2 separate regions of the Homo sapiens genome follow, and region 1 is linked to region 2. The links are chromatin contacts, found by Hi-C in ENCODE. All regions are on one chromosome and are shown on one strand. The core of a region is the stretch at or near the end of the contact, and the rest is flanking DNA. Distances in the headings are between cores, read along the strand shown. Region 1 overlaps LINC02370 (long intergenic non-protein coding RNA 2370). Region 2 has its middle 31 kb from the start of ADGRD1.

The links. Hi-C counts contacts between places; a loop is a spot of excess contacts on that map.
Region 1: a map with no recorded cell type shows a loop between it and region 2 (2.8-fold over the local background). The contact joins two enhancer-like sites. A Hi-C loop is called at or near these places in 2 of 37 single-sample maps with no recorded cell type.

What each region holds. Positions count from the first base shown.
Region 1 is chr12:131,364,006-131,371,317 of GRCh38, reverse strand. LINC02370 (long intergenic non-protein coding RNA 2370) reads right to left here. Exons shown (of 5, transcript NR_103736.1): 3 at 4,303-5,362; 4 at 3,979-4,194; 5 at 3,763-3,871. Among named protein-coding and RNA genes, the nearest start is that of LINC02370, 20 kb to the right of the region's middle. Within about 2 kb of position 5,762, at least 3 of the 41 ENCODE cell types and tissues checked have a DNase peak (open chromatin) inside an H3K27ac peak, as active enhancers do.
Region 2 is chr12:130,919,406-130,926,794 of GRCh38, reverse strand. No RefSeq gene overlaps it. Among named protein-coding and RNA genes, the nearest start is that of ADGRD1, 31 kb to the left of the region's middle. Within about 2 kb of position 5,911, at least 7 of the 41 ENCODE cell types and tissues checked have a DNase peak (open chromatin) inside an H3K27ac peak, as active enhancers do.

The sequences.
Region 1 (7,312 bases), core at 4,513-7,012, 440 kb before region 2:
TTATTTTCTTTCTCCACCAACTTGGTTGGCCTTCATGCCACGGGGATGAGCAGCCTAGGACCCTGGTGAGGCCACGGCTCCAGTAGACCCTGACAGTGAAGCTGTGGTCCCTGGTTAGCGGTCACTGCCTGACACTTAGGGCCTCCCTTCATTCCTCCAGGGAGCCGAGGTGCATGTTCGTGCCATAGAGAGGCCCACGCTTTTCATGCAACACAGCCGGTAAATGCAGACTCACTCCCTGGCCTGGGGCTCTGATGGAGACACAGGAACCTGGTCCCTGGCTGCAGGAAGCAACACCCATGGGTCCAGGGAGGGGTGTTGTGTCCGTCACTGTATTTCAAGGGCTTACGAAGGTGTTGCCTTTGGTCATTCTGCTATTTGTGACTTCATCTTATGTACTAACGTTAGGATGCTACTTCTGAAAAGGATGTGACTCACTTACTCTATTAAAAAAAAGAGTAAAGTTTTTTCTTTAAGGAGCCTGCTGCCTGAGGGAACCCTGTACAGTTATGGGGTCAGGAGTGGAGCCTCAGGCCAAGTGATTAAGAACAGGAAGAGATTCTGGGCAGAAATGATCGATACATTTATAAAGGAGATTCTATTGGTTCCACGTCTGAAGGATGAAAATACAGAAGGTCAATTCACACAGAGCATACACTCTGTGCCTGCCCTGTTCAGGTTAAATCCACACCAAAGCTCATTCTGCAAAAAACGAAATGGAGACACAGAGTGAATAATCAGCTCCCTGCACCCCACGCTCTGTAAACCAGGACACTGGCCCTCTCGCTCCCGAGTCCATGCCGCGAGCACTGACTGACCCTGCCTGACCCTGCCATAGAAGCAGGGCTCTGGGCTGCTGATTTCCAGTAGGAAATTCAACAGCTCATCAAACCCATGGTTGCCATGGCCTGGCCGGAAGAGACTCTTCTCCCCTGAGGAGTAAGAGTGAAGGGTTATCAGATTCTAAGAGTCTTGGGAGGTTGCTTTGTTCAGGAAAGTCACCTCCTTCGTGGGGGTCCCTCCTCCCACATCTATTCCTGGAAACCCAGGTTGGCTAGGGACACGACGGGGCATCGCTTGAGGTAAGAAGACCCCCCAACACTGTTTTTTTGGGGTGGGCCACACCCTCCTGGGGTCACATTGGACACCGACGGTCTGCTTCCCCTCTGAAGGGCCCTGGTTCTCACTGCTTACCACAAAGGAGACCCCTGAGCCAAGGGAGGCTCCCCGCTGGCTCTTCCCTGCCTCATCCCAAGAAGCCCTGCCCATTGCCCCTGCCCTGCTCTGCCTGACATGCCGGAGGTGGAGGATTGTTCCATGAGCAGCTCCACATTGATTAGGTTTCCATGGCCAACAACCCAGGTCCTTGTCACGGATGCCGGCATTTTGTTGTCCTGCTGGTTTGATGCTGGCATCCACTGGACAAATCAATGGTCAAAGGGAGGCAGGGAGTAGAGAGAGGGCACTGTGCATTCTGCAAGTGACTCCAGAGCCCCAAAGACAGCCGGTTCCATTCAAACAAACAACGCACGTGCTGACGTCCCCGTGAGTTGTGTAGGCAGCGTTGCAAAAGTTCCCCAAACCCTTATGTATGTGCACATTTGGAGCCTGCGAATGGATCTGCTCCAACATTTGGCCAAGATGGGAGCATGGGGCTGAACATCCACTTCCCCTCCCAGCCAAGTTTTCAGCTTCCACATAGGTTCCCGGGCAGAGGGTCCAATTCTGCTGAAATCAGGCCTAGGAGAACTGCCTGGGGCATGTTGTTAGAACAGAAATCCTGCAGGTGCTGCCCCGACTCATTCTGTCCAGGCCCTCCAAGGTTAGTGCCCCGGAAAGAAGAGCTCAGCTCCAGGCCTGGCCCCGCTGGAGAGAGGCCAGGACACTCCCAGGACAGTGCTCGGAGGGCAGGAGCTGGGGATCCGGTGAGGTGGATTCCAGGCTGAAGGAAGGAGTCCTGAAGGGGATCAGGTGAGGAGAGGAGGAGACCATGAATGGAGAGCAAGTGTCTGCGGAGGACCTGGGGTCACCGGATGGCACTCACGGTGCTGGGACTCTGGAGCCTGGCAGGGCTGCCTCTGGGGTCTGGGGGAGCCTGACCCTTCCCACGATCTGGGCCATCCATGGGGAGGACAAGAACAGTGGCCTGCTGCTCACCTGGAGATCCTGGATTGAGGAGGGGGCTGTCAGCTCATGGACACCTCCCTGCTTCTCACGCTGGCTCCACTGAGCCCCCAGATCCTTCCTGCCCTGCCGTGGGACCTGCAGGCATCTTTCCTGGCCAGAAGACCCTCAGCAGTGAGTCCACTCCCCAGAGCAAATGTCCAGGTCCACCCTGTGTGGTGGCCGCTGGCCTCCCTGCCCCCTGAGCAGCCAGGTGGGTGTTCCGAGTCCAGAGCCTCCTCCATGCCCCTTCCTCTGTTCCCATCTGTCACCACCTGGGCCAGGGCCTTAGTGAGGGACCCTGCAGGCAGGCATGCCCTCAGGACACGCACCAGGAGTGAGGGTGGGTCCAGCTGCCATCAGTTGCGCCCCAGGGCTCCTGGCTGTGGTGAGGGTCTGGTCTAGCCACTACCAGCTCCCAGAGTGCCTGCTCTGACCCTGGCTGAGTTCAGGAAGGGGCCTCTTCCAGGTCCTCCCCTAGAAGGGGTGGGCACCTTCCCATTTCAACAGTCCTGAGAGGGCACCTTTTCCTTCTTTGCACACTTGCTGGTGGCAGCCCAGGCCCTGTGTGCCCGACAGGCCATGCTGTCACTCCAGGGCCTGTCCCCTCTGTGTCCAGTCAGTGGCTGTGTCTTGCTGTCCATGCTGCACACAGGACCCCAGGCTTTTGCTGCTCTGTGACTCTCCAGCCTCACCCCCAGCCCCAACCTCAAAGGCCTCATGCTTGGGGACCTTGAGGACTCAGCCTCCAGTGCTCTCTGGATCCTCTGCCTGACCGGGAGTCACCTCTGCCACAGGGACGCATCCCCCAGACCAGTCTCTCCCTGGTGGTCTGGCCTCCTCCCCCAGAAAGCAGGCCAGACCCATGGTTTGAGATAGGACACTTTCCAAAATTAAATTCCTCTGCCAGAGGCGTCTCGCTCAGACAGTGAGCTCTCATAATTGCTCGTTTTGGGATCCGATCAGATATTTCCTTGACAAGAGCCTGCGGATATAATGTTAATAGAAAAAAATTGTATTTGGCATTTTTGTGCTCTTCCCTGCCAAAGGCTCTGAGCCTCGGCGCTTATTGGTTTTCTGCGGCAGATTCATTTTGCATTTCCTCCTTATTACTGGGCTTAGTGGGACCAGAGCTGTTTGAGGAGGGAGAGATTATCATTTTCCACCTCCGCGCTGTACAGTTCATCAACAGCGTGCAAATGACAGAGGCTGGGTGGGGAGTGGCGGACTCGGAAGCAGAGGGCAGGCCGGAGACCAAGTGAGGGAGACCAGTGGCCATGAGAGCCAGCATGGACAGGAGCTGTGGGTCACATCTCTATGGTCCCAGCCTATTACCCCAAAGTCCAGAGTTGCCAAAACTTCCATTTGTTCAAGAGCATCCTGGCCCCGCATTCCCAGATGAGGCCCCTGATGTCTGCAGGTGGGCCTGGGTGGGACCCGCTGCCCTGCAGGCCCCATCCGGCTCCCCCGACCCCACTCCACCCGCCCTAAGATGACTGGGGCCCTCTGTCCATCCAGGCTCCCTTCCCTCCCTATTTTGAGTTGGGCTCCACTAATGGAGTCTCCCCTGGGGCACAGAGCAGGCTGGAGAGACAGGCTGAGGTCGCGGCATTTATTCCTCGTGCCCTCCCTGCATGGGGCTGTGCTGCTGGCAAGAGCTGGGACCCCCAGTCTCCAGGCCCAGCTTCTGTGGAGTGCCCCGCATGGCCTCACGGGGACCCTCATCTCCAGACCCAGCTTCTGTGGAGTGCCCCGCATGGCCTCACGGGGACCCCCAGTCTCCAGACCCAGCTTCTGTAGAGTGCCCCGCATGGCCTCACGGGGACCCCCAGTCTCCAGGCCCAGCTTCTGTGGAGTGCCCCGCATGGCCTCACGGGGACCCCCAGTCTCCAGACCCAGCTTCTGTGGAGTGCCCCGCATGGCCTCACGGGGACCCCCAGTCTCCAGGCCCAGCTTCTGTGGAGTGCCCCGCATGGCCTCACGGGGACCCCCAGTCTCCAGGCCCAGCTTCTGTGGAGTGCCCCGCATGGCCTCACGGGGACCCCCAGTCTCCAGGCCCAGCTTCTGTAGAGTGCCCCGCATGGCCTCACGGGGACCCCCAGTCTCCAGACCCAGCTTCTGTAGAGTGCCCCATATGGCCTCACGGGGACCCCCAGTCTCCAGACCCAGCTTCTGTAGAGTGCCCCGCATGGCCTCACGGGGACCCCCAGTCTCCAGGCCCAGCTTCTGTAGAGTGCCCCATATGGCCTCACGGGGACCCCCAGTCTCCAGACCCAGCTTCTGTGGAGTGCCCCGCATGGCCTCCCTGGGACCCAGCAGCATGGCTCCTGCCCTGCTCCTCAGGCCACAGGTGGCGACAACATCCACTGTGGCACCCCCCCTCGAGTTCCACGCCATCCTTGCTCACCCTGCCTGCGCCTCTGCAAGGCACCCTTCTGTGAACGGTTGAGTGAACTCTGGTTCCTGCCAGGGCCCCGGCTGATGGAGCCTTGAATGAAAACAAAGAGACCACAATCCTCTGAACCCTCCTCAGCCCGATGAGAAAGCAGCCTCCCACTCAATTCACTCAAACAAACAGGCTCTGTGCCTGGGCTGACCCTGCTTTTGAACCCAGCCCAAGGTCAGACAGTTCCCCGTTCCCCATTCATCATGGCTGGGAGGTGGCATGACAGCTGTGGCCTGTCCTGGGGCTGGCAGGGTTCAGCAGGGGCTGAAGGGTCACAAATGGTGAGGACTGGGGTACTGGGAGTAGGGACCCTGGGAGAGGCTGGTCCTGGGAACCATGTCAAGGAGCCTGGCGGTCATCAGGGAGCACGTGAGGGAGAAGAGGAGGTGCTTTCTCCAGAGGAGGGAAGCTTGGTGCAGGCAGCTGCTCCATTCCCTTGGAGCTTGGGCTGGGCTGTGACCCTCGGGGTGGGGAAGAAGCAGCCACCTGGGGAGACTCCAGCTCAGGGCAGGGGCATCCCCCCAGCCAGCCACTGCCTGTGGGCCTCGTTCATAGGGGACGTCACGGTGCAGCCAGCACATGCACTGGGCAGCTCTTCTCTGGGGGCCAGGAGAGCCCAGGTTGGATGTCATGGTCCCAGACACCTGCTCAGCCGAGAGGGACACCTGCCATCCAGAAGGAGGCGGTGGGGTTCTCTTCCTGGACACGGAACCTACACGTGACTTCGCTGGTTGTAAAAGTGACACAAGCCTCCTGTGAAAGAAAAGCAAGAAAGTAAGCAGCGCGAAGGCATTTCCATGAAGTGGGAGGCGTGTGCAGGTCAGCGTGCCCCTCCACGGCCCACGCTTCAGGCATTCTGTTCATGTTTTTACAGCTTTAACATTTTCTGCATAGTGATGTCATACATGTATTTTGAAACAAAATGGGTCCTAATATACAAAAGGTCCTTTTTTAAAATTACTCAACATTGTGGCGTGCACATTTTCGCAGTGACTGTGGACCTACTGTGTGGGTCTCCACCCCTGGCCCTGGTCTGTTGTCACTGCTCCTCCAGCATAAACCAAAAAACAATAAGTCCCTGATCGGGGAGTGGGGGAGAGGTGGAGGCAGGGACAGCTCCCACAGGGATGCGAGGGTAGGGGAAGGGCACAGAGGGAGTGACTCAGGGCTGGTGATCTTAGTGGGAGCAGCTAAGCCCTACATGCTTCGGGAGCTTGGCTCTAGTCACAGGTCCTGTGAGCCTGTCCTTGTAGGCATTTCTTCGTGGAGCAAACATCTCCAAATGTGAAAGCCTTTCGGCACATTTCACCAAACTGCCCCCAGAAGCTTCGAACAGGGGACACTTACCAGCCCCCAGAGGGTCCTGAGAATCCATCCCCCAGACCCTCATTGGCATCAGCTATTGCAGTGAGTTTCAGTCTTTTCTCACCCGATGAACTTGAAGTATTTTCGTTTCGTTTGCATGTCTTGGATAATTAGTGATGTTGCTTCCATTGCGGCTCCATTGTTTTTGTGTGTCTTCTTTCTTGAACTTTTTATTCATGCCAATCCTTTGTATACAGATATCTTTTTTCATATTGATTTGAATATGCTCTTTACATATTAAGGATACAAACTTGTTGTTTGTCATGTTGTCTTCAAATGCTTTCCTCCAGTTCACTTGCCTTACAAAGTCATGATGACACACTCTGCATTCAGAGACTTTAAAATCTGTGCAATTCCATAACCTATCCTTTGCTTATTGTCTATGGACATTTAAGTTCTTTCTTATCTTCAAGATTTTAGATTATTTTTCTACATTTTCCTCAAAGTCAAACAAAATTTACAACAAATTAAAACAATAACTTAAAATTATTTTAAGTGGCAGAAAAATGAATACATTCTAGTAGAAATTTCAAAGAATTTGACAAAGCCCACGTGTTTGAAGACCTGCCATTTGCCGGACACTGTGATCAAAGCTGGGAATATAATGAAAAATTCTGCTTCCTTAGAGCTCATAGCTAGGAGGCATCCACAAATTATCACATGGATCAGTATAAAACTAGCCCTGGGAACAGAAATTCCTGCGGAGAACAGTGGAGAATCTCCCCCTGAGAATTCTCAAATTTTCACAGAGATTAATGTAAATGACCACTGAGATAAATGTTGTGAAGATGAAGTGTGTGAGCAGCGGTGGCCTGTGCAGGAGGGCTGCCCACGGCACTCCCTGTTTAAGCGTCCCCGAGGGAGTGATATTGAGCTGTGATTTTACACGAGTGGAGGTTCACTCATTTAAATGAGTGATTTTAAATAAGTGGAAGCACTGAGATCATGAGGAGGGAGAGGTTATGAGGAGGAGGGGAGGAGAGTTCACATGCCAGCTCAAGGACACCCCCAGCTCACGGACACCTCCCAGCTTGAGGACACCTCCCAGCTCACAGACACCTCCCAGCTCGAGGACACCTCCCAGCTCAAGGACACCCCCCAGCTCACGGACACCTCCCAGCTCACAGACACCTCCCAGCTTGAGGACACCTCCCAGCTCGAGGACACCTCCCAGCGCGAGGACACCTCCCAGCTCACGGACACCTCCCAGCTTGAGGACACCTCCCAGCTTGAGGACACCTCCCAGCTCACGGACACCTCCCAGCTTGAGGACACCTCCCAGCTCACTCCGCTCTGCCCCCTCCTGCTCTGCTACCTCCTAGTCCCATCGTCTGGAGG
Region 2 (7,389 bases), core at 4,662-7,161:
AAAGTGAGACCTCATCGCTAATAAAAATAGAAAAATTAGCTGGGTGTGGTGGTAATTAGCTGAGTAGCTGTAATCACAGCTACTCAGGAGGCTGAGGCAGGAGGATCGCTTGAGCCTGGGAGGTTGAAGATACAGTGAGCCAAGATCGTGCCACTGGCACTGCAGCCTGTGTGACAGAGAAAGACCCTGTCTCAAATAAATTAATAAAGTTTAAAAAAAGAGCTCTCTAGCCTTGTTGCGACATTTTACATCTTCACAAGAAGAATGTATCCAGCCAATGACTTAAATAATAAAAATTCTTTTTTTTTTTTAGATGGAGTTTCACTCTTGTTGCCCAGGCTGGAGTGCAGTGGTGCGATCTCGGCTCACTGCAACCTCTGCCTCCCGGGTGCAAGCGATTCTCCTGCCTCAGCCTCCCGAGTAGCTGGGACTACAGGCGTGCACCACTATGCCCAGCTAATTTTTGTATTTTTAGTAGAGACGGGGTTTTACCATGTTGTCCAGGATGATCTCTATCTCTTGACCTTGTGATCTGCCTGCCTCGGCCTCCCAAAGTGCTGGGATTACAGGTGTGGGCCATTGTGCCCGGCCAAAAATTCTGTTTTATAAAAGTTTCAAGCACATCTTAAGGCTTCTCATTTTAAGCAACCAGCCTGTGGCACTCTTCTTTATTATACATTCAATTCTTCATCCATCTTTTGTTTTTCCAAATCTGTGTAATTCACCCTTAACAACATCTCAGCATTTTGCAGAGCGAGAAGCCCGGCGGGAAAGCACGCTCCTCCCAAACCACATCAACCAAACATATCCCTTACTTTCACGCAGAACTGTAAAACAAAGAGTATTCTTTACTAAGTTAGAGACTTTAAAATAGCAGATGAAAGAACGCCGTGTTCTTCAAGATTCCGACCTCTCTCCTCCTCTATCTTTAGCATGAAGTTCCTAGGATGCTGTGAATCACTGCTTGTTTGGGACCAGCGTCAGCTGACCTGTCGAAACAGCTGCCTTCTGTAGTAAGAAACCGGCCTATGTTTGGAAAACCACAAGTCTCTTATTTTTCATTGCCTGGTTGGCACTTGTTGCAATTAGCTGTGGGTCAGAAATAAGGATCAAGGATGGTACCTGGTCTCTTGCTGAGAGCCAGAAGGAACAGAGATCGCATGGTCTCTGACCCAGAGAATTCTCAATCTTGCTGGAAACACAAACCCACAGGAAACTCCAGTTAAGAATGAACACAAATGTGGTGTGTGATGAGCAGCCACAGCAGGCACTAGCTGTCAGCTGGAGGGCATCTCGGCCTCACTATAAATTATCTGCAGGAGGAAACGGGACAGATCTACAGGCAGTGGGGACGGGCACTGGGTCTTCTCATCTGCTCTATCCACGAGAGTCTAGTGGGGGTTTCATCTGCCAAGTGAGCCCAGTGCTTTGGTGAGGTCACGCTTGAGGCATTCGTTGGTGTGTTGTTCCCATGGCTTCCCTTTTTAGCCCCTCCATCTAAGCGGTCATTTGGGGTGTGAGGATCTTCACTCACTCACTCCTGCCCCGAGCCCAGACTCGAAGGCTCACATCAGCTGATGGAAGCCAAGATCAGACTCACACACGTGACGCCGCGCCCTCCCCTGCACTCTGTGCACCAGGAGGCTGATCTCGCCCAACGCCGTCGACAAGGAACTCTTGCCCTCTAGCTTCTGGTTGGCTCTGCTTGGAGTCAGACCTCCAGGGAGTGGGGCCTGCCTCACCAGGGCTGGGCTCTCTGAGATGGGGGTTAAGAAGACTGGTTCAGCCGAGCGCGGTGGCTCGCGCCTGTAATGCCAACACTTTGGGAGGCAGAGGCGGGCGGATCACCTGAGGTTGGGAGTTTGAGAGCAGCCTGGCCAACATGGTGAAACCCCGTCTCTACTCAAAATACAAAAATTAGCCGGGCGTGGTGGTGGGCGCCTATAGTCCCAGCTACTAGGGAGGCTTGAGGCAGGAGAATAGCTTGAACCTGGGAGGCGGAGGTTGCAGTGAGCCAAGGTCACACCACTGCACTCCAGCCTGGGTGACAGAGCGAGACTCCGTCTCAAAAAAAAAAAAAAAAAAAAAAAAAAAGAAGAAGAAGAAGAAGAAGACTGGTTCTATAAAGGCAAGAAGAAGCTGAACATACCAGGATAGTGACCCGTTTCTGGGACAATGACACTTCACGGAAAAGAATTCCAAATGGCCAATAAGCACAGGAACAATTGCTCAACGTCACTGGTCATTAGGAAAACAAAATCACAATGATTTTCCACTGGACACATCACACACACTCTGAGCAAGGCTAACATAAAGACCGAGGACCCCAAACGTCGATGAGGGTATGGAGGAGTCAGAACTCTCTCTCGGTTGCTGGGAGCCCTGAACGTTTCTGCTCCGGAGTGCTCACCGGAAGAGAAGACAGTTGGCTCTGGAAGCCAAAAAGTCATCAGTATCTGCTCTAGGGGCACCGCACACGTGTGGGGATCTTGGGAATATAGTCCCTTCTGCCAGGCAGAAATGAGGACTCAGTTTGGTAAGATCATCTGATTTCTGTGGGGTTTTTTGGAGAAGCTGAAAATTCAGAATTTTGTTTAAAATCTTTTGATGTTTCAACACTGACCATTCAAGTGCCCTGAAAAGATGTACTGGGGCCGGGCACGGTGGGTCATGCCTGTAATCCCAGCACTTCAGGAGGCCGAGGTGGGCGGATCACCTGAGACCGGGAGTTTGAGACCAGCCTGGCCAACATGGTGAAACCCCGTCTCTACTAAAACTACAAAAATTAGCCGGGTGTGGTGGCGGCCACCTGTAGTCACGGCTATTCTCGGAGTCTGAGGCAGGAGAATCACTTGAACCCAGGAGGCAGAGGTTACAGTGAGCCGAGATCACGCCACTGCACTCCAGCCTGGGCAACAAAGCAAGACTCTGTCTCAAAAAAAAACAAAAACAAAAACAAACAAACAAACAAAAGGATGTCTTGGAGCCACGTAAGTCCTGGGGACATCCAGTCCTCTGACCTCATAAAGATAGTGAAGCTGACCTACATACAAAATGGATTTGACAACGAAAATAATAGCAAGTGGGTCAAAGATCGTTTTAGTCCATCCTGACTGCTATACAAAATACCACGAGTGGGGTAGGTTATAAACCGCAGAAATGTGTTTCTCACAGTTCTGAGGGCTGGAAGTCCAGGATCAAAGCATGACAGATTTCATGTCCGGTGAGGACCCCCTTCCTGGTTCATCGAGGGCACCTTCCCACTGTGTTTTCACCTGGCGGAAGGGGCGAGGCAGCTCTCTGGATCCCCTTTAATAAGAGCACTAATCCCCTTCTTGAGGGCTTCACCCTCGTGGCCTCATCACCTCGCACAGGCCCCCACCTCCTAATACCATCACCTGGGGCACTAGGTTTCAACATACGAATTTGCAGGGAGAGCAGTAACAAACATTCGGACCATAGCAAAGATTATCGCGGGTGTTTAAGGCCAGAAGAGGCATCACGATTGTCCCCCATCTCACGCCCATTTTTAAATAATTGTTATTACAGCTGAATACTGTGGACCATGGCTGCCGGTCAAGGGATCTGCCTCAGACGCTTTTTCTAAGATCTATTAACCAGCAGGGAGTTTTGGAACTTTATAAGCGCTGCCCCATAATCTTGCTAATGATACAAAATGGTGTTCTGTGAACCTTAAAACATCTATTTTCAACTAGGAAAACAGAACTTTCAACTCAGAAGAAGACTTTTTCTTCTTTCAGCTTGCTTGATAATTTTGCATTCCCTAGTGGTGTTAAATGTTACTTAGATTTATAATAGAAAGCAATTACCAGACAAATTCACCATCTCCAGCTAATATGGTTTCCTTCAAAATGCAATGTTTCTGAAGAAACAGATAAAAGCCAGGCTTAAGTGATCACATTGTGTGAGGCAATTCCTTTTATATCTTTTTAAGAGTGATTACAGACAAATCTGCTTTGCCAAAAAAGCCAACGCCTAGTACACTTGTACTTTATTTTTTTGGCATCCCTAAGTCCCTTATTTTTTTGTAATTAGAGAAATATTTGGTGACCATAACTTCTCTCGCTTGGATGAGGTTATCCCCCTTCCCTTCTTCCTCCCTACCCGGCCCCTCCAAACTGTACAGCTTTTCCCAAAATTCTGTCTGTGGGAAATTCCAGCCTCTGGCCCCTGCAGCTTGCTTTCACTGCCTGTGGTTTATCTTGATCCAAATTGTAGCGTTTCATTCCAAACCCTCCCAGTGCAAAGTAGACTATATTTCAAGTCAAGGTTGCAGCCCAGCGACCCTTAAGGTTGGGTGGTGAATGGAACGTGTGAATCCTAGCTCTGTCACTGCCTAGCTGAAAAAAATCCCTCCACCGCCTGTTAATTGAGTTTTCTCATTCGTAAAGTGGAAAGAATAGTATTTACGCCAAAGGGTAAATTAGCACCCCTAAGGACTGAGTGAGCTTACATCTGCAAAGTTCCTATGCGTAGTAGCCATTCAACAAATATTAGCACCCATCCCTCTCTCCTCAAAGCTCAAGAAAGGACCATATTCTCAGGTTCCCCATCCCCACATATATTTAGCCCTAGGAGCAGATATCAATTACTTTTTTTATCTGTCCAGAAACCAAACATCCTCTCTTCCTGTAAAGGCTTATAGCAGAAGTGGTTGGCACCACCCAATGTCCTTCTGCTTCTATGTCTCTCCCATCATCCCTTATAATTATGTTAGCCTTGTAATGAGTTATGGGAATATGAGCAAAAGTAAAGCATATCATTCATCCCCTCCCCTGCTCTATCCAAGCCAGGGCATTTAAGATGCACTGGAGGTAACTCCCCTCCTTCTTTTCTGCTTGAAGGCAGAGGACTCTGAAATGGAGCCCCAGGTTGGAAGAGCCTGGATCCCTGAGTCACTGCATGGAAGGGAGTACACTCACTAGGAACACCTGCATTAGACTCTGACACAGAAAATGAACTTGTATCAGCTGAAGCCCCTGAAATGTTTGGAGGAATTTGCATGTGGATGGAGTAGGAGGGAACATTTACACCTACTGTGAAAGCTGAAGTGGGTAAAATCCTTCCTTTCCTGACTGATATGGTTTGGATCTGTGTCCCTGCCCAAATCTCACACTGATACGGTTTGGATCTGTGTCCCTGCCCAAATCTCACGTTGAATTGTAATCCCCAGTGTTGGAGGTGGGGCCTGGTGGGAGGTGATTGGATCGTGGGGGTGGCTTATCTTGAATAGTTTAGCACCATCTCCTCCGAGCAGTTTTCATGATAGAGTTCTCATGAGATCTGGTTGTTTAAAAGTATGTGGCATGGACCCCCTTCCTTCTGCTCCCACTTTGCCGTCCTCCATGAGTAAAAGCTCCCTGAGGCCTTCCCAGAAGCAGGTGCTGCCAGGCTCCCTGTAGAGCCTGCAGAGCTGTGAGCCAATTAAACCTCTCTTCTTTGTAAATTACCCTGTCTCAGGTATTTCTTTACAGCAGTGTGAGAACAGACCAATACACCAGCCTTGGCACAGCTGGGAGCAAGCCTGTGACTCAGGCTCTATGCAGATGGCCCTCTCCCCTGGCACTTTGAATCTCCAGCAGCAATGAACAGTCTGTACCTGCATCCTGGCCTCAGCTGTGATTCCTGCTGTCCAGCCTTCTGAAGTGCCCTTGGTTGGTTCCATTTTCCAAGATAGACCCTCTAGCTCCACAATGATGCTGTGAACCCCTGACGTCCTTTCAAAAATTCCCTTTTTGCCTAAGAAAGTCAGAGTGCTTGCAATCGAGAGCCCTGACTAATACACTTGATATCAGTGGAGAAAGAATGTTTACACATACTTCGTACATCCTCGGCCAAGCTGGCCACCCCGATCTCCCCTCCACTAGCTCTGATGCAATGGCTGAAGTGGCCACACCCTTGGCAAGATCTCCATGAACATGTCTTGTGAATTTACGACAATCCAACCAACCAGTCCTGGTCATTCGTTGGCCATAAAATGCACATTGGCAGAGAAGGATCCATGAAGCCAGTGCTGAATTCCAAGAGCAAGCTCAGATTTCTGAGCGTAAGTGATAAAACTTGATTCTGGGAGGAGAAAGGTCAGGATAATGCCTCCTCTGTCTGAGCACATGGACCTCCACTCTGAAGAGAGAAGAACAGGAGAGATGGCCAGAGTGAATGCTCAGGGGACAGAGTTTTGTTCCCTCCATTCAGCCCTGCTGTGGTCTCACCAATGCCTGGGCTCACCAGGCAGTTCACACAACTTCTGGATCTGTTAACTTTCCTCCTACGGTGGCGTCCCTAGATCGGAATGAAAATCTAATGCTGTGGCCGCTGCTGCAGCAAACAAACCCAAACACCGAATGGCTCACACGTGATGGATGTTTCTGTCTCATTCTCACAAGTCCAAAGGGTGCTTCCATGTAGCCAGCAACTGTGTCCTTCACGTGGTGACTCAGGGACCATGGTCCCTTCCATCCGTGGCTCTGTTTGTAATGTGTGGCCATTGAAGCTGCCTTGTTAGTCACCTCAAGCCAGTAGCAGAGAAAGGGAATGGCTGGCCGTGTGGCGGAAATATTTGCGGGTCACGACTGCAAGTGTCACGTACGGCTTCTATTCACATCCCATCGGCCACATCTAACTGTGAGGTGAGGCCAGGACATTCAACCACATGCCCAGAGAGTGAGGTCGTTTGCCCAGGAAGAGGAAATGTGTGGCAAGTGCTGACACTCGGCCACGCAAAGACTCAACTTGGAGGCTGAAAGTGCAGAAAACACCACAAGCAGCCATATTCCAACCCAAATGATCAGGGCAGGTGTGTATTGAAAGAAGGCAGTTCTCTAAATAGGTTTGTGTTTCTGATGACTGCCTGGTCTGCCCCTGGGAACTAAAGTCCAGGACAAGATGATAAAAGTGTGACCCCAATTAACTGCTCCAATTTCAACATGGGAGAATATGATTCCAACATGGAGAAATATGACTTCAACATGGGGGAATATGATTTCAACATGGAGAAATATGACTTCAACATGGAGGAATATGATTTCAACATAGGGAAATATGACTTCAACATGGGGGAATATGATTTCAACATGGGGAAATATGATTTCAACATGGGGAAATATGATTTCAACATGGGGAAATATGATTTAAACATAGGGAAATATGATTTCAACATGAGGGAATGTGATTTCAATGTGAGGAAATATGATTTAAACATGGGGAAGTATGATTTCATCATGGAATATGATTTCAGCATGAGGGAATATGATTTAAACATGGGGAAATATGATTTCAACATGAGGGAATATGATTTAAACATGGGGAAATATGACTTCAACCTGGGGGAATATGATTTCAACATGGGGAAATATGATTTCAACATGG